2 separate regions of the Homo sapiens genome follow, and region 1 is linked to region 2. A link is a loop called in an ENCODE intact Hi-C map of the cell type or tissue named here. Cell type or tissue: OCI-LY7. All regions are shown on one strand. Links, peaks and the distances in the headings refer to the core of each region. The heading gives the core; the rest is flanking DNA. Region 1 overlaps ERBIN (erbb2 interacting protein). Region 2 overlaps ERBIN (erbb2 interacting protein).

Region 1 (9,957 bases), core at 808-8,807, 60 kb after region 2:
TTTAAACATTGGGTGGAAGTTTCAGTGGAAATAATGGTACTTGAGTTGGACTTGGATGAACAGGATGTACACAAAGAGGCCAACTAAGAGCTGTAGAGCAATGACTTAAAAAAAGTAATGATGGGAGAGCTTCTACTTTCATTTAAATCATTTCTCAGAATGAAAACACGCCAACATTCAAATTTCAGTTTTCCAGAAATTGTGAACATGGATTACCAAATGTTGATAATCATTTTTAAAGAAGAGATAACTTTAAAAATCTGCTTCCAAAGATTCAATACAGGTAATTTCAACATCAGTAATACATTATTCCCACATATGCTGTCAGTAAAAAAGTAATCTGATCTTAGGTAATGCAAGTGCCTGATTAGAGAGTATTCCCAATTCCTCCTTCTCATCCCTTCTAACATTCCTGTAATTCATTTCGCTCATCCATAAGCTATAACTACTGAACAGATTGTTGCCATTATCAGCAACAATCAGGGACATGTATACATTTGTCAAAACCCACAGAATGTACAACACAAAGAGTGAAGCCTAATATAAACAATAGACTTTAGCTAATAATAATGTATCACTATTGGCTTATCAATTCTAACAAATATACTGCATGAATGCAAGATGTTAATAATAGGGGAAATGGAGAAGGAGGGTTTGGGAATTTTTTACACTTCTTAATCAATTTTTCTGTAAACCTGAAACTACTCAAAAAACTTAAAGTCTATTTTTTTTTTTTTTTTTGGAGACGGAGTCTCGCTCTGTCACCCAGGCTGGAGTGCACTGGCGTGACCTCAGCTCGCCACAGCCTCCGCCTCCTGAGTTCAAGCCTCCCGAGTAGGCGGAATTACAGGCATGCGCAACCACACCCGGCTAATTTTTGTATTTTTAGTAGACACAGAGTTTCACCATGTTGGCCAAGCTGGTCTCGAACTCCTGACCTCAAGTGATCCGCCTGCCTCAGCCTCCCAAAGTGCTGGGATTACAGGCATGAGCCACTGCACCCAGCCTTAAGTCTATTTTTTAAAACTTGAGATCATGAAGAATTACACACTACTTTAAGGATAAATCTTTCTCTGAAACTTCTTGGCTCAAATATTGATGTAAACTTTTTTTGTAAATTAAGCTGTATCCAGTTATTTCTAAACTAAAAAAATAATCATCTATAACAAACTGGCGTCCGCCAAAGAGAAGATGGAAAACCAGGTCTATCAACTCAGAATTTCCTCACTTAGATGAGCCCAAAACTCTTTTTTTCTCTAACACCTATTAAAAATCTTTGGGAAATAGTATTATTCTAAAGAAACTGTATTCTTCAGAACATACCTAGGAAAATGCTGGTATAATAAGCAAAAAAAACCAACAGAGTCAGGAAACTTGGATTTCTTTTTCTAATCTGAGTTATGTCATTAATAAGCTAAATTACCTCCACATTTCACTTCTCCAACTGGTCTAACAGCTTCCTGTTGTACTAATTAAAAAGAAAAAAGAGGTGGTACTCCAGACTAGTCATTTACAGTGATAGTGAGTGAGTATGAGGAAAACATCAGTATTCTGGGGAACACACCTATCATTCACACAAAATTATCTGTTAAATATATTACAAGAAAGAGGGCCAGACGCAGTGGCTCACGCCTGTAATCCCAGCACTTTGGAAGGCCGAGGCGGGCGCATCACGAGGTCAGGAGATCGAGACCATCCTGGCTAACATGGTGAAACCCCATCTCTACTAAAAATACAAAAAATTAGCCAGGCGTGGCGGCGGGTACCTGTAGTCCCAGCTACTCAGGAGGCTGGGGCAGGAGAATGGAGTGAATCTGGGAGGCGGAGCTTGCAGTGAGCAGAGATCGTGCCACTGCACTCCAGCCTGGGCGACAAAACGACACTCCGTCTCAAAAAAAAAATACTACAAGAAAGGGTAAGGTTAAGGTCTATGAAACACATGGGACAAAAATAAACCTTAGGGTATAAGTAGTGACAAAGATCCTTTTCCTTGTCACACATTTACATGTTTATCATACATGTAAATTACATCAAGCCTACTACAATAATTAAATAAAGGCTCAAAATAACTGTCATTTAATGATATACATAATTACAGTCATCCCTCAGTATCTATGGGGGATTAGTTCCAGAACCCTCACATATGCCAAAATCTGAGGATGCTCCAAGTATCCCTCATATAAAATGGTGTTGTATTTGTATATAACCTATGCACATTCTCCCATATACCTTAAATCATCTCTAAATTACTTATAATGCCTAAAACAATGCAAATGCTACATAAATAATTGCTATATTGTTGTTATTTGTATTGTTCTTTTTTTTTTTTTTTTTTTATTGATCATTCTTGGGTGTTTCTCACAGAGGAGGATTTGGCAGGGTCATAGGACAATAGTGGAGGGAGGGTCAGCAGATAAACAAGTGAACAAAGGTCTCTGGTTTTCATATGCAGAGGACCCTGCGGCCTTCCACAGTGTTTGTGTCCCTGGGTACTTGAGATTAGGGAGTGGTGATGACTCTTAATGAGCATGCTGCCTTCAAGCATCTGTTTAACAAAGCACATCTTGCACCACCATTAATCCATTTAACCCTGAGTGGACACAGCACATGTTTCAGAGAGCACAGGGTTGGGGGTAGGGTCACCGATCAACAGGATCACAAGGCAGAAGAATTTTTCTTAGTACAGAACAAAATGAAAAGTCTCCCGTGTCTACCTCTTTCTACACAGACATGGCAACCATCCAATTTCTCAATCCTTTCCCCGCCTTTCCCCCCTTTCTATTCCACAAAACCGCCATTGTCATCATGGCCCGTTCTCAATGAGCTGTTGGGTACACTTCCCAGACGGGGTGGTGGCTGGGCAGAGGGGCTCCTCACTTCCCAGTAGGGGCGGCCGGGCAGAGGCGCCCCTCACCTCCCGGACGGGGCGGCTGGCCGGGCGGGGGGCTGACCCCCCCACCTCCCTCCCGGACCGGGCGGCTGGCCGGGCGGGGGGCTGACCCCCCACCTCCCTCCCGGACGGGGCGGCTGGCCGGGCAGAGGGGCTCCTCACTTCCCAGTAGGGGCGGCCGGGCAGAGGCGCCCCTCACCTCCCGGACGGGGCGGCTGGCCGGGCAGGGGGCTGACCCCCCCCACCTCCCTCCCAGACGGGGCGGCTGGCCGGGGGGGGGGGGACTGACCCCCCCACCTCCCTCCCGGACGGGGCAGCTGGCCGGGCGGGGGGCTGACCCCCCCACCTCCCTCCCGGACGAGGTGGCTGCCGGGCGGAGATGCTCCTCACTTCCCAGACGGGGTGGCTGCCGGGCGGAGGGGCTCCTCACTTCTCATATGGGGCGGTTGCCAGGCGGAGGGTCTCCTCACTTCTCAGACGGGGCGGCTGGGCAGAGACGCTCCTCACCTCCCAGACGGGGTCACGGCCGGGTAGAGGCGCTCCTCACATCCCAGACGGGGCGGCGGGGCAGAGGCGCTCCCCACATCTTAGACGATGGGCGGCCGGGCAGAGACGCTCCTCACTTCCTAGATGGGATGGCGGCCGGGAAGAGGCGCTCCTCACTTCCTAGATGGGATGGCGGCCGGGCAGAGACGCTCCTCACTTTCCAGACTGGGTAGCCAGGCAGAGGGGCTCCTCACGTCCCAGACGATGGGCGGCCAGGCAGAGACGCTCCTCACTTCCCAGACGGGGTGGCGGCCGGGCAGAGGCTGCAATCTTGGCACTTTGGGAGGCCAAGGCAGGCGGCTGGGAGGTGGAGGTTGTAGCGAGCCGAGATCACGCCACTGCACTCCAGCCTGGGCACCATTGAGCACTGAGTGAACCAGACTCCGTCTGCAATCCCGGCACCTCGGGAGGCCGAGGCTGGCGGATCACTCGCAGTTCGGAGCTGGAGACCAGCCCGGCCAACACAGCGAAACCCCGTCTCCACCAAAAAAATAGGAAAACCAGTCAGGCGTGGTGGCGCACGCCTGCAATCGCAGGCACTCGGCAGGCTGAGGCAGGAGAATCAGGCAGGGAGGCTGCAGTGAGCCGAGATGGCAGCAGTACAGTCCAGCTTCGGCTCGGCATCAGTGGGAGACCGTGGAAAGAGAGGGAGAGGGAGACCGTGGGGAGAGGGAGAGGGGGGAGAGGGAAAGGGAGAGGGAGAGGGAGAGCGGAGGCACCTCTCTTGGTGAAGATGCTGGGCTGGATCTGTATTGTTCTTTATTGGTGTTTGTTTTGGAGATGGAGTCTCATCCTGTTGCCCAGGCTGGAATGCAGTGGCGCAACCTCGGCTCACTGCAACCTCTGCCCCCCGGGTTCAAGCAATTCTTCTGCCTCAGCCTCCCAAGTAGCTGGGACTACAGGCACACGCCACCACACTCGGCTAATTTTCGTATTTTTAGTAGAGATGGGATTTCACCATACTGGTCAGGCTGGTCTCCACCTCCTGGCCTCGTGATCCACCCGCCTCAGCCTCCCAAAGTGCTGGGATTACAGGTGTGAGCCACCATGCCTGGCTATTGTATTTTTTTATTGATTTTCTTCTCAAATTATTTTCAATTCATGATTGGTTGAATTCATGACTACAAAATCCATACATATGTAACCCATGGATAAAGCGGGCCAGCTCTATTACTGTACATCACACTAAATACTAAGCAGTTCAAAGAAAATGTTTATAATTAGTATTAATTTCTTAGAGATAAATAAAAATCCAGTTCAGGAACAACAAGGTTGAAGAGGCCATTCTCATATGACTGATGACACCTTCAAGGGGCAGAAGAGTAGTAGCAGGGACCAATTTCTACTTAAAAGAATCAGTCCTGGCCGGGCGCGGTGGCTCACAGCTGTAATCCCGGCACTTTGGGAGGCTGAGGCAGGCAGATCATAAGGTCAGGAGTTCGAGATCAGCCTGGCCAATATGGTGAAACCCCGTCTCTACTAAAAATACAAAAATTAGCCAGGCATGATGGCGTGCACCTGTAGTCCCAGCTACTTGGAAGGCTGAGGCAGAAGAATCGCTTGAACCCAGGAGGTGGAGGTTGCAATGAGCCCAGATTGCGCCACTGCAATCCAGCCTGGGTGACAGAGGAAGACTCCGTCTCAAGAAAAAAAACAAAACAGAATCAGCCCTAGCCTGGGCAACGGAGTGGGACCACATCTCTACAAATAAATATGCAAACTGGGTTGTGCACACCTGTCACTTCAGCCCAGGAGGTCAAGGCTGCAGTGAGCTATGATCACACCACTGACTCCAGCCTGAGTGACAGAGCGAGACCCTGTCTCAAAAAAAAAAAAAAAAAAGACCTATGCCTGCTCACGAATCTATTACTATACACCCAGAAAATACAAACATATCAACTAAAATACTAAAAGCAATTCTTCAAAAGTCATCACTATAGTAGATAATAAACATGAAACTCAATTGCTTCCTTTATTTAAATAGCCAGATAATAATGCAATTGATGAAATAGCCTCATAAAAACAGAAGCCCTTGCCCTCCCTCCAAAATGTTTTTAGAAATAAATATAACAAAAATATATGGTTTCTTAAAAATAACAAATATGCGTATCAACAAGAAACACAGATATGACAAGATGAAAATCATAAATGCCACTAAAGGGCATCAAACATCAAATAAATGGGAAATCTATCTTCCTAGAAAGAGATATGCTATCGTAAAGTTATCAATGATCTTCTAAATTAATCTACAAATGCAGACCCTCTCAATCAACATACCACCAAGAATTATTATTATTATTATTTTGAGATGGGAGTCTAGCTCAGTCCCCCAGGCTGGGTGCAGTGGCACGATCTCGGCTCACTACAAGCTCCGCCTCCCGGGTTCATGCCATTCTCCTGCCTCAGCCTCCCGAGTAGCTGGGACTACAGGCGCCTGCTACCACACCCCGCTAATTTTTTTGTATTTTTAGTAGAGACAGGGTTTCACCGTGTTAGCCAGGATGGTCTCGATCTCCTGACCTCGTGATCCGCCCGCCTCGGCCTCCCAAAGTGCTGGGATTACAGGCATGAGCCACCGCACCCGGCCAAGAATTATTTTTAGAAGCTGATAAAAATGATTCATGTCCACCTGGAAAATTCATTTAAAAGCAGAGTAACAAAGCAACACTTCCAGATATTAAATATACAATGAAGGGGAGAGAGGTCAAAATAGCATAGTATCATAAAAAACACAACAAATAAAAAAAAGAAAATCCTGACATAGTATAAACATATTTGGGGATTTACTATTGATAAAGGCAGACTTTCAGAAGTAAAACGATTATTCAACAAACGGCACTACAACTAGTTAGAAATTTGGGGAGCATAAAGCTAGATTATTTTTTCACTCCTTAAGCCAAAATTTAAAAAGCTAGGTTATTACTTTTATAATCTTGGTGCAAATACTTTCCAATAATAACATTAAAACCAAAAGGCATAAAGAGACTGACAAATTTGATTACATTAAAATTTAAGCATCCATATGGCAAACACCAGAGCCAATGCATAAGGATAAGCAACACATCAATAAAAACCATGTAGAACACAAAAGGCACACTGTATATGTACTATACCTAAAAGAATTGACATTTAATTTTTCAATGTCATAATTAGTAAGTCGTGGATTTAAATCCAGGCAATCTGACTCCAAAACTTATGTTCTTACATACTATACTATATTGCCTCTCTCAGATGTCCACAAGTATTATAAGACAACCAATACCCATTTTGGTCAAAAATGCATACAGGTAATTTTATATACCATTGATGGAAGTACAAATTGATACACACTCTTCAGAGGGAATTTGATTCTAGCTAGCTATCAATTTTAACTACACATACCGGAGTATATCTGGGAGATGGAATTGTGGAGAATTTTCATCTTCTATGTTCTATATTTCTATGTTTGAATTTTTACAGCAAGATTATTTTTATAATTGGGGAAAAAACAGATTAAGGTAATTGTTTTTACCCTCTGCCTATCAAAAGCCCTTCACCTTATCCAGCCTTCCTATCCTACCCTAAAGTGTCTCACTCTGTAGACATTTGTAAGACAGAATCGACAGAAATTTCAATTACTAAGGTCAGGAAAATAAAGATGACTCCTAGGGTCCCTGGCTTGGGAATGGCTTTTAAAAGAGCAGACAGGACCCTCTGTTGATACCAGGTATCCACGACAAATCAAAAAGCATCTACTATATACAGTCCCTGCTATTTTGCAGTCAGCATCAAGACAATAAACTAAATCTTCTGAAGTCCCCAGGGATTAATAGGGCACCCAAAGGATCCATTTGATGCTGCCAAGATCCTTATCTTTTCCTAGAAGACTGAGAGATTTATTCTAGTCTCAAAGGATATGCCTCTTAAATCACTTCCAAAATCTATAAGGAAGAGGAAAGTCAAACCAACTTATTCTAGGTTGTGTGATAACCTTGGCAACAAGATTCATTTTTAGATCACTAGTTTCTTGCACTGGTCCTACTACAAACATACCCTCCTCTCCCCACCCCCCCTCCATCAGACCTCCCTCCATGCTCCCACAAAGAGTCTAGAGTGACCTAAGGTGTGAAATTCCAAGAACACCATTATTAGGTGCTTCAAGACTTCAGGATCATGCAAACAATATAACCTGAATATATGAAAACCACAGCTGGGTGCAGTGGCTCACACCTGTAATCCCAGTACTTTGGGAGGTTCGAGGTGGAAGGATCACTCAAGCCCAGGAGCTGGAGACCAATCCTGGCAACATAGTAAGACCTCTACCTCTATAAAAAATAGAAAAATTAGCTGGGCGTGGTGGCATATGCCTGTAGTCTCAGCTACTCAGGATGCTGAGGTGAAAGGATTGATTGAGGCCATGAGTTCAAAGCTGCAGTGAGCAGTGATCATGCCACTGCACTACAGCCTGGGCGACAGAGCGAGACCCTTCTCCAAAAAAGAATAAAAAAGAAAAACACAACTGCATCAAAATCACTGCACTCATACTGAAATTGAGCAATTATCTCCACAAATAACTTGTCCAATGTAAAGAGTAAAAGTACTGGATTTCTTCCATCCTCCTTTCACAGTCGCCTCAAGAATTACTAAGGAATGAAATATTTCACATAAATGTACTTTATCACGGAATTAAAACTTGCCTTTTTACAGTTTGGAATTTTATCTCTTTAGAAATACTTCAGAAATTAATTGGACTGCAGACACTTCTGGCTCAAAAATGTTTGAACAAATGTTTACCTTAACTTCCTCACACACATAACATATGGAAACAAAACTATTTCTCACTGTTAGAGATAAGTTACAAGTATGGAAAGGGGAAAAAAAACAACTTAGAGTGAACCTGGTGGTGCTGGATTAGAATTGCATTATAGAAATATGCAGATGCTCCTCGATTTACAATGGGTTTACATCTGGATAAACCCATCATTTAAGCCAAAAATATCACAGGTTGAAAATGCACTTAGTACCCCAATAAAACCCCTGGTAAAGTCAAAGAAGTATAAATCAGGGACCATTGTATATATTTATAGATATATAAATAAAAATAGATGTAAATATGTGTAAGTACATAAAAATATTTCCTAGCTTTGTATATGAAGAGGGCCTGAGAGTAACAATACCCTAAAAACAACAATGTACACAAGCCCCAGATCTTGGCTTCTAAGTATCATTTTCCACTAAAAACAACCAGGAAAAGTAGAAGATATGTTAGAACATCTAATTGTGCTAAAAAACAAGGAGTACTCAAAAAAGGAAGAGGTATCAAAAACAAAAAAGAAAATAAGCCAGGGGGTTCTCACTGGCCAATCAAGAACAATTTGAGCACCAAAATAAATAGTAATGCATTATGTCCTTGCGAAGATAAACCTAGGTACATGTAAATAAGTGAATTTAAAATATGACAAACAAAACAAAATATTTACATAGTTTCAAAGCACCTACCGCAAAATATTAGTTAATTACAAACAGGGAATGAATACCTTAAAAAGGGCAAGTCTGGCAGCCACAACTTTAATCACATAAAGTGAATACCATAATAGGACACACTGAAATTGCCTGCCACCTGATAAGACGTAATAAGAAGAATGCAGCATCACTTTTACAATAACCCTGCCAAAGATCTAATCATAAAAATCTAATCAAAGATCTAATCATGAAAAATATCACACAAATGAAAATTGAGGGGTATTCTACAGAATAACTAGGCCTGTCATCTTCAGATCTTCAAAAGTGTCAAGGCCTTGAAAAAAAAGAGAAAGAAATTATTCCAGATTGAAGGAGAATAAAGAGATGACAACAAAATGTAACACATGATTCCAAACTGGAATAGTTTGCTGTAAAACACATTATTGGGATAATTGAGGTTCAGATGTTAGTAATATATTCATGTTTACTTTCTGATTTTGATGGTAATGATGTCATTATATGCAGGAGAATATCCTTGTTTGTAGGAAATAAACATTAAAATATTTAGGGGTGACGGGCTGGGCGCGGTGGCTCACGCCTGTAGTCCCAGCACTTTGGGAGGCCAAGGCAGGCAAATCATGACATCAGGAGATCAAGACCACCCTGGCTAACACGGTGAAACCCCATCTCTACTAAAAATACAAAAAATTAGCCAGGCGTGGTGGCGGGCGTCTATAGTCTCAGCTACTTGGGAGGCTGAGGCAGGAGAACTGGCGTGAATCCAGGAGGTGGAGCTTGCAGTGAGCCAAGATCACGCCACTGCACTCCAGCCTGGGCGACAGAGCTCTCAAATAAAAAAAAATATATATTTAGGGATGACGACAGGGCATCATGTTAGCAACTTAGTCAAATGGTTCAGGAAAAAAAATGTTCAAACTTTTCCATATGTCAGTCATTGTTTCAAAAATTAAAATTTAATTTAAAAATATCTATAGCAGTGCTGAAAACCTGGGAGGGGTATACCTACAGATAAGAACAGAACGGAATTTATAAAGAATACAAAGTAGGCTGGGGTCGGG
Region 2 (9,957 bases), core at 1,449-9,448:
GAGGTCACAATTTCGAGGCCAGCCTGGCCAACATGGCGAAAACCCGTGTAAACTGAAAATACCAAAAAAAATTAGCCAGATATGGTGGCCTGCACCTGTAGTCTCAGCTACTTGGGAGGCTGAGGTACAAGAATTGCTTGAACCTGGGAGGTGGAGACTGCAGTACGCTGAGATCGCACCACTGTACTGCAGCCTGGGTGACGGAGATTCTGTCTCAACTCACACATACACACACGCACGCGCGCGCACACACACACGCACACACAGACTGAATTTTATCACAATTTACTTCTTAATTCTCTGTCAACTATCTGTTCTTTTCTAATTATCACGACTTCAATAAATAATGCTTCTTCTTTGACGTATACTTCTTTAGTAACAAAATTCTGCTGGCCAGGCATGGTGGCTCACGCCTGTATTCCCACTACTTTGGGAGGCCAAGGTATTCGGAGTACTGTTTGAGGACAAGGAGTTCAAGACCAGCCTGGGCAACATGGCAAAACCCCATCTCTTAAAAAAAAAAAAAAAAAAAATAGCCGAGCATGGTGGTGCACACCTGTAGTCCCAGCTACTCAGGAGGATGAGGGGGAAGCCTCCCTTGAGTCCAAGAGTTCGGGATGCAGTGAGCTATGATCATGCCACTGTACTCCAGCCTGGGAAACAAACAGAGCAAGACACCGCCTCTTATAAAAAAAAAAAAAAAAAAAAAAAAAGACTGCTGCTCCAATGTGAAATGAAGCTCTAGATTAGATATCACAAAACACAAATGTCTTCTTCAAATCACTCTCAGTTACAGAAGAACTCTCTCTCTTTACTTCTGAGAAAGAGAAAACCCCTTCTGACACCTAGGAGCTGGCCTGGTACTATCACTAGTCCTTGGTCTTAATACAAACAAGCCCTGGCATTCAGATGGAGGCCTCAGTGTTCTCCTGCTGAACAAAACTATTTCACAGAACATCAATATCACACCAATCCATTCTGTAACCATGATATATCAAGACAAAAACACATTTATAATCATGTCTGAAAAAAGACAAAACATGATATTGTCCAAGCCAAAAAATACCAAACAGCACCTTTTCCCAGATAATAAGTGACTGATGTATTGTTTACTGATTACAGCTTTAGTTCTACTCTAATCAACTTCTCTATAGATAACATTAAGATACCCAATCATAGAATTACCCCACTTCTTGACAGCATCCCATCCACGGCAAACCGTTATTTTCTGAAACCTTCCCAATCACCAAGCAAAAGCCCAAATCCTGTATTTTTTTTTTACACCTTCTGCGACCCTCATGAATCCCAATAATATGAGTTTTTGCTCACCATGAAGTAATAAACACAAACTGTTTAACTGCAGGTGAGTCCCTGGTGGTCTCTGCCAGGCAGGTGTCAACATCCCACTGTCCCAGTTGTTGAATTTAAGTCAACAGGAGTCCCTTACTGTTCCTGCACTCCAAAGGCAATGATTACCATACTACAGAATAAAACATTCGAGTTCTGGTCAAAACTAACCGGAAATTGCAAACTCAAATGATGATAGCTTCCAGAGGATAACACATGTATGATTTGGACCAGATATAACACAACAAATAATAATGCCTACGCTATGGTAGGGCACAAATGAGTGCACACTCCAGTTAACAGTCTACATTTATCAAAACACTTGGCAGTGGCCAGAAATCACCAGTCTAAACATGGACAGTGTAAAACATGGTTTTCCTTCTTTCATTATCTTAAATAAAGTGATTTATTAAAACAGCTGGGCTCAAAACGTCAACTACAAAGCAAAATGGCAATTTTAGAAATTTAAAACACAAGAGCAACATACCATAACTTCCCCATCAATCTGTAATATCCTCTTAATCAATTTAACTTCTTTTAGTTTAATGTGAAAAGGCTTTTCCACTAGTTTGTCCCCAGTCATCAGATTTTCTCAAGTTAAAAGAACTGCTTTCTGCTTTGACCACAAACTTTCAATTCACTCTTCCTGGGCTTTTTGACTCAACTAAAAAGAAATACCTTGGTTAACCTCGCTAGTATTGCCATATTAGACAGAAGGATCTGAGCTACTCTTTCTGGTTTCTCTGCCTTGTAATCCCTGGCATTTTATTCATTATGTTCATATAAGAGAATTAATAGCTACACGGTTTTTCTTTTATCTCCCCTCCCCACCAGCTTTCCCCATCAACCACTTTGACAGAATGTTTTAATCACATCTTCTCAGTCTTCCCTACAAGAAAAGCCATTTGATTGCAACAGCAGATCATTTCTCTAATACTGGTTGCTATTTGCAATGGCTTGGGATAGCAGCTTAGAGAACTTTTTATAACTTTAAAAAGTGTACATGCACACATTATGTTTATTGCAGCACTATTTATAATAGCAAAAACTTAGAACCAACTCAAATGCCCATCAATGACAGATTGGATAAAGAAAATGTGGCACATAATACACCATGGAATATTATGCAGCCATAAAAAAGAATGGGTTCATGTCCTTTACCGGGACATGGATAAAGCTGGAAACCATCATCCTCAGCAAACTAACACAGGAACAGAAAATCAAACGCCGCATGTTCTTGCTCATAAGTGGGAGTTGAACAATCAGAATACATGGACGCAGGGAGGGGAACATCACACACTGGGGCCTGATGGGGAGTGAGGGGAAAGTGGAGGGATAGCATTAGGACAAACACCTAATGCATGTGAAGCTTAAAACCTAGATGACGGGTTGATAGGTGCAGCAAACCACCATGGCACGTGTATACCTATGTAATAAACCTGCACGTTCAGCACATGTATCCCAGAACTTAAAGTAAAATAAAATAAAATAAAATAAAAAGCATACATACAGTAAACCAAAACTCGAGAAAAGAAAGAGAAGAGCAAATTAAGACCCAGAACAAATTAACATTCCAGTTTTATCATAGACTGTAAAAGAAAAAACTGAATTTCTTGATAAATACAAATATTAAATCCCTTAGAATTATATACTTCCTAGACTGATCCATTTCATGTGTTTAACAATCTTACAGATGAACTAACAAATTTAGATTAAGTCCCCAGTTTAATAACCAGACCAATAAACAGAGAAGCAAAGAATAGAGGCCATTTCTTTTTATTCCTAAACCATGCTAACTTACCAAATGAAAAACACTGATAAGAACTACATAAAAAATCAGAAACTATCACAGCCTAAAAGCCAAAATCCTAAAAGCAAGTGCTTTTAAAGAAATACAGCTTGATGATATGATGAATAACAAAGTATGCCACAAATTTCCTGCCTCCTTCCAAACAGTGCACAACAGCTAATGAATCTGAAAACTGTACCTAGCATATTATGATAAACTTAAATATTAGACTGAAATGATATAAAAACCTAAAAGGAGAAAACACTAGAGCTTAAATATAAGCGAAACAGTAATAGCTTATATTATTAAATTTTAATAATTTCATGAAATTACATTTTAATAATTTCAAAATATTACATTTGCTTAAATGTACTAACCTTTCTTTTAAGCAGTCTATTATCAAATCAAAAATGCAACAAAATTCAAATTTCTAACATCCAGCCACATCGACCTAATATGCAACCTAATATGTGTGCTTTATTAATTTTTTTTCAACACAATAGACCTATACAAACATACATATTAGGGTTGAATACTACAGGTTGATTAAAATTATCTCAGCTCTCTTAAGGTAAAATGGGTTAAATACACCACTTATGAAGAATATAAGATGAGGAATTAAAATAACTAGAATTTTTACTTGGCAAGGTAACTTCTGACACTATCATAGTCTCTTGTCTCCTTTCAGCTAGCCTTGTTATGAACAATGAAGTGAAGTTTCACTTAGACATCAATTCAAGACTAAAAGGAGAGAAAATACAAGTAACAAGTAAAATGCAAAAAAACCAATTCTGCAAGTTAAAGAATAGATGTGGTCCCTTCTATGTGAGGAATCATATAACAAGAACAGACCAATTTAATTTTTAGTCAAATAAACTAAGACTTATTGGCAGCAATAAGTAACGTCATTCCTCCTTGAGGAAGAACAGTTAAGTACTTTTCCTAAATCTTTTGATCACATAAAGATTATCTCCAACGCCTCAAAAACATTCACAGGTTGAAATAATTGTTTAAAAGTTTTCAATATAGTAGAAGCAACAACAAAATGCTAAACTAGAAAGGTAAAAGAGCTACTCTGCAGTCTAATAGGTTGCCTAACTCTACAACATGTAATTCTTTAAATAGTTATACAAAAGCCTAGGATATTAATTTAATGATGCTGTAGGGTTAGAACATAGCCATAATTCCACCATTCTCATTTTAGAGTAATAAACATGAGGTTAATCCATTTTCATGAAGCATATATGCAAGTTATTTTCATTACTGAGCCAAGCAATACTTCTATACCATAAAGACTGATAGCAAAGTTTACCCAATACATACAATTTCAGATGTATACGATTTTTAATCAATACCCAAATTATCTTGAGTCCCTTTCCTTATACCTTAACAACTCCCATTTAAAAAGATCAGAAAGATACTCCTTTAGGATGAAAAGGTAGATGTGATGACTTCTAAAGTGACAATAATTCTAGAATTCTATAATACTCTGGATTAATTTATCTGTCAACATATGTAGAGATACTCCTTTAGGATGAAAAGGTAGATATGATGACAACTAAAGTGACAATAATTCTAGAATTCTATAATACTCTGGATTATGTGTCAACATCCATAGAGATCTGATGGTAATCAAATTCATTTACTTTGGAATGTATCAGGCACCACCAAGCACTAATACTAAGTACTAGGGATGGAAACACAAATTTCACACTGCCCTCAAGGAAAAGTCTGAAACGGCAGACATTTAGCCTGAATAAAATAATGAGAGGAATAGTCACACAAATCAAAAGCCAACTGATCTAAACACTTCAAAAATGGAAATTGTCATGAAAATCATGAGCAAACTGTTCCTGATTTAAAAGGACCAGAGACACAACAACTAAATGCTGTACATGATCTTTAACTTGTAAGGAGGGATATGCAGAAGGGGCCTAAAGAGTTTAAAAGAGCATTATTAGGCAACAGGGGAATTGTGATGTTAAATTTCTCAAGAGTGATAATGATGTTGTGGTTATTCCGATTCCCCTGTTCTTAGGGGATGCATATTTAAACATTTAGGAGTGAAGACATGATGCCTCCAACTTAAATTTAAATAAGCTTAGCAAAAAGACTTTTGTTTTTATTTATTTATTCATTTGAGATGGAGTCTCATTCTTGTCGCTGGAGTGCAATGGCACAATCTCGGCTCACTGCCACCTCTGCCTCCCGAGCTCAAGCAATTCTCCTGCCTCAGACTCCCGAGTAGCTGGGATTATAGGCGTCCACCACCAAGCCTGGCTTATTTTTTGCATTTTTAGTAGAGACGGGGTCCACATTCGCCAGGCTGGTCACAAACTCCTGACCTCAGGTAATCTGCTCACCTTGGCCTCCCACAATGCTGGGATTACAGGGGTGAGCCACCACGCACAGCCAAAAAGACATTTTATATAAGCAATGATATGCATATATCTTTTTCCTGAACATATTTAAATTCACATACATGAAAAAGAAAAGTAAGACAAATGTAACAAAATGCTAACAACTGGTGGAGCCATGTGTGTTCTTTTACCTTTTACACATGTTTCTTATTTGGGCATAATTTTTTTTTTTTTTTTTTTTTTTTTGAGACAGGGTCTTGCTCTATTTTCCAGGCTGGAGTGCCATGGCATGATCACGGCTTACCGCAGCCTTGACTTCCCAGGCTCAAGCAATCCTCCCACAACAGCCTGAAGTAGTCGGAACCACAGGCACATGCCACCATGTGCAGCTAAGTTTATGATTTTTTGTAGAAACAAGGTTTTGCTATGTCGCCCAGGCTGATCTCAAACTCCTGAGCTCAAGGGATCCTTCCACCTCGACCTCCCAAAGTGCTGGGATTACAGGTGTGAGCCACTGGGCCTGGCCAAAAATTTTTAAGATAGCTAGATAAAAAGCAGGACATCACTATGCATGAATCCAATCTAAATAAAAATTAAATAATAAATTTATTCAAAATATAAATAGCTCTAAAGTTAAACAGCTCAATAACAAAAGGTAAAATAAAATACAGTACTATCTTTAAAGCTAAAATTTATTAGTTATTGTGAACTGAACGTCAGTACGGCACTAACCACTAAAACCTTCACCTTAACCTAGGATGAACATAAGCAAATAATAAATCCTTAAAACAGAAGTCCTGATTTGATCATAATCCTATAAAACATACATTTCAATGACCTGCAACTAAAATAAACAGAATTTAATAAGTGGAGATATATAAATATATATATATATCTATATATATATATTTTTTTTTGAGAGTCTTGCTGTGTCGCCCAAGCTAGAGTACAGTGGTGCTATCTTGGCTCACTGTAACCTCCATCTCCTGGGGTTCAAGTGATTCTCATGCCTCAGCCTCCTGACTAGCTGGGACTACAGGCACGTGCCACCACGCCTGGCTAATTTTTGTATTTTTAGTACAGACAGGGTTCACCACGTTGGCCAGGCTGGTCTTGAACTCCTGACCTCAAGTGATCTACCCACCTCAGCGTCCCAAAGTGCTGAGATTACAGGCGTGAGCCAACATAACTTTGTGTGTGTGTGTGTGTGTGTAGACAGACACCTGGTTAATTAGCTTTCCAAAGTTAACTGTTAATTGTGAAAACAGGATGAATTCTAATAAGCCCTAAAATGCTTCATAGTAAGTCCTAAAATTTAGGAAAACTGATAGGAGAAGGATTACTTCTGGATACTCATATCATTAGGACAAAGAATGACTTTGAAGCTAAGAGCTGTGGAATATGATTACTACATATTTGCTGGCACTGCTGCACTAACTTGGTGGGACTTGTTTATAAAGTTTTTTCCCCAATTCTTATTAAGAAGTATTACATGACAGTATTTAGCGTTTAGTGAAAGTCCTATATTTGGTCAGACCATTTAAAATTTATCCTCATGTGATTCTTTCTTTTTTGTAATTATAAAAGAAATACACACTCATTCTAAAAATTTCAAGGGCTGATTTCTCTCTCCTTCTGAGGTAAGGACTTAACATTTTAGAACGTATCTTCCATACTTAATGAATATCAAACTAAACATACTAAACAAGACTACCTGGCCTTAATAATTTCAACATATATATAAAAGTGATATATCACATCAACAAAACAAAGGAAAAAAATCTCTCAATGGATGCAGAAAAAGCATTTGACAAAATTCAACGTCCTTTCATAATAAACTCTCAACACATCAGGTATAGACGGAAAGCACCTCAACACAATAAAGGCCATATGTGACAAACCCACAGCTCACATCATACTTAACAATGAAAAGTTGAAAGCTTTTCCTTTAAGATCTGGGATAAGGCAAGGATGCCTATTCCTGCCACTTCTTTTCAACGTTGTACTTAAGTCCTACCCAGAGAAAGAAATAAAAGGATTCCAAATTAGAATAGGAGAAATTGAAGTGTCCCTATTTGCAGACAACATAACCTTATATATAGAAAACCCTAAAGACTCCAACCAAAATACTGTTAGAATAAATTCAGTAAAATTGCAGGATACAAAAATCAACATACAAAAATCAGTAGCATTTTTACATATTAACAACAAACTATATGAAAAGGTTATTAAGAAAACAATCCCATTTATAATAGCTACCAAAAAAATAAAATACTTAGAAATAAATTTAACTAAAGAGGTAAAAGACATATACACTGAAAACTATAGAACATTTGATGAAAAAAATTGAAGCAGCACAATAAATGGAAAGAAATCCTGTGTTCACGGACTTCAAAATCAATATTGTTAAAACGTCCATACTACCCAAAGTGGTCTACAGATTCAACCCAATCCCTACCAAAATTCCAGTGACATTTTTCATAGAAAAAGAAAAATCCTATGATTCATATGGAGCCACAAAAGACTGAATACCCAAAGCAACGGTGAACAAAAAGAACTAAACGGCAGGCATCACACCCGACTTCACAATATGCTACAAAGCAATCGTAATCAAAGCAGCATGGTAATGACATGAATACAGACAGACCAATGGAACAGAATAGACAGCCCAAAAATAAATCCACGTATTTTGTCAATTATTTTTTGACAAAGGTGCCAAGAACACACAATGGGTAAAGGACAGTCTCTTCAATAAATGGTGTTGGGACAACTGGACATCCACATGCAGAAGAATGAAATTAAACCCTTATCTTACACCATTTAAAAAATCAACTCAAAATGGATTAAAGACTTAACTATAACACCCAAAACTGTTAAAAAAAAAAAAAAAAAAAAACTACTAGGAAAAAAAAAATAGGAGAAAAGCTCCATGACATTCTGGAGCCTGGCAATGGCTATAACAATGATTTTTCTTAATATGACCCCAAAAGCACAGGCAAAAAAAGCAAAAACAGACAAACGGGATCACACCACACAAAACAGCAGCTGTACAGCCAAAGAAACAACAGAGTGAAGAAACAGATTATGGAGTGGGAGAAAATGTTTGCAAGCTATACATCTGAGAAGGGGTTAGCATTCAAAATATGTAAGAAACTAAAAAACCTCAATAACAAGAAAACAAGTAATCTGACATAAAAATCAGCAAATGACCTGAATAGATAGTTCTCAACAAAACACACACAAATCACCAACAGGTATATGAAAAATGTTCAACATCATTAATCACCAGAGAAATGCAAATTAAATCTACAGTGAGATACAACCTCACACCTGCTAGAATGAGTAAAAAGACTAAAGATAAGTGCTGATGAGGGTGTCGAGAAAAGGGAATGCTTGCACACTGTTGGTGGGGATGTAAATTAGTATAGCTGCTATGGAAAACAGTATGGAGAGTCCTCAAAAAATCAGAACTACCACAAGATCCAGCAATCCCACTACTGGATATGTATCAAAGTGAATGAAATCAGTATGCTGAAGAAATATTTACACTCCCATGTTCATTACAGCACTATTCACAATAGCCAAGATAAGGAACCAACCTAAGTGTCCATCAACGGATGAATGAATGAAGAAAATATGATATACACAATGGAATACTATTCAGCCTTTAAAAAGAAGAAAACCCTGTTAATTTGCAATAACATGGATAAACCTGGAGGATATTATGTTAAGTAAAACAAGCCAGGAACAGAAAAAAAAAAAAAAAATACCACATAAGCTCACTTACATATGGAATCTTGCTGAGGCAGAGGCAGAGTAGCATGGTGGTTACCAGGGGCTGGGGATGGGGAAGCAGGGATGGAGGATTGGAATATGTTGTTCAAAGGGTATAAGATTTCAGTTTGACAGGAGAAATAAGCACAAGAGATCTATCCTGCAACATGATGACCGCAATTAAAAATGTAAAAACAACAACAAAAAAATCCCTTACATTTATTCTCCATGTGCTTTAAGCTATCACAGATTTTACATACACATATTAAACAAATTCTAAGCCAAGGCTATAACATTTAATTTTACTGTATTTGATACAAAACAGGTGGCAAAACTTGTAAAGTCGGGCAACTATCTTTACATAAAACATTCTTAGATGAAGTTCATATTAATACATTAGATTTAACTTATTTTTATATTTTTATTTTTGAAAACTCAATAGAAATCTTAGTAATGAAACATGTTCCCAAGTACAAAAAATTATGGGCAAAAAAAGCCTTACCATTCTTGCTGACATCCAGTTCCCTGAGATTAATAAGGTTTGCAATGGATGCTGGTAACGTTGTTAAATCATTGTCTGGCAAACTCAGTTTGTGTAAAGACTGACAGTTAAAAAGTTGCTATTGAAAAAAGGGAGGAAAGAATGTCAATTATATACATCTTTAAATATTTCATGAACTAACTTTT

The links. Hi-C counts contacts between places; a loop is a spot of excess contacts. Peaks named below come from ENCODE experiments on the same cell type or tissue, not always from the same donor. Only the 100,000 strongest peaks of a DNase experiment are listed, where the experiment ranks them.
Region 1: a loop joins it to region 2, with 4 times the contacts of the local background. A loop is called at or near these places in 6 of 110 quality-filtered maps.

Annotation. Positions count from the first base shown.
Region 1 is chr5:65,933,693-65,943,649 of GRCh38, reverse strand. The region is part of intron 1 of ERBIN (erbb2 interacting protein); the gene reads right to left. Among named protein-coding and RNA genes, the nearest start is that of ERBIN, 12 kb to the right of the region's middle. In OCI-LY7, for the core only: CTCF peaks have their summits at 7,967 and 8,186; a DNase peak (open chromatin) is centred at 5,149; H3K4me3 peaks cover 3,519 bases; H3K27ac peaks cover 3,827 bases.
Region 2 is chr5:65,994,680-66,004,636 of GRCh38, reverse strand. It overlaps ERBIN (erbb2 interacting protein), which reads right to left. Exons shown (of 26, transcript NM_001253697.2): 4 at 9,773-9,890. Among named protein-coding and RNA genes, the nearest start is that of ERBIN, 73 kb to the right of the region's middle. In OCI-LY7, for the core only: no CTCF peak of the experiment used is centred there; no DNase peak of the experiment used is centred there.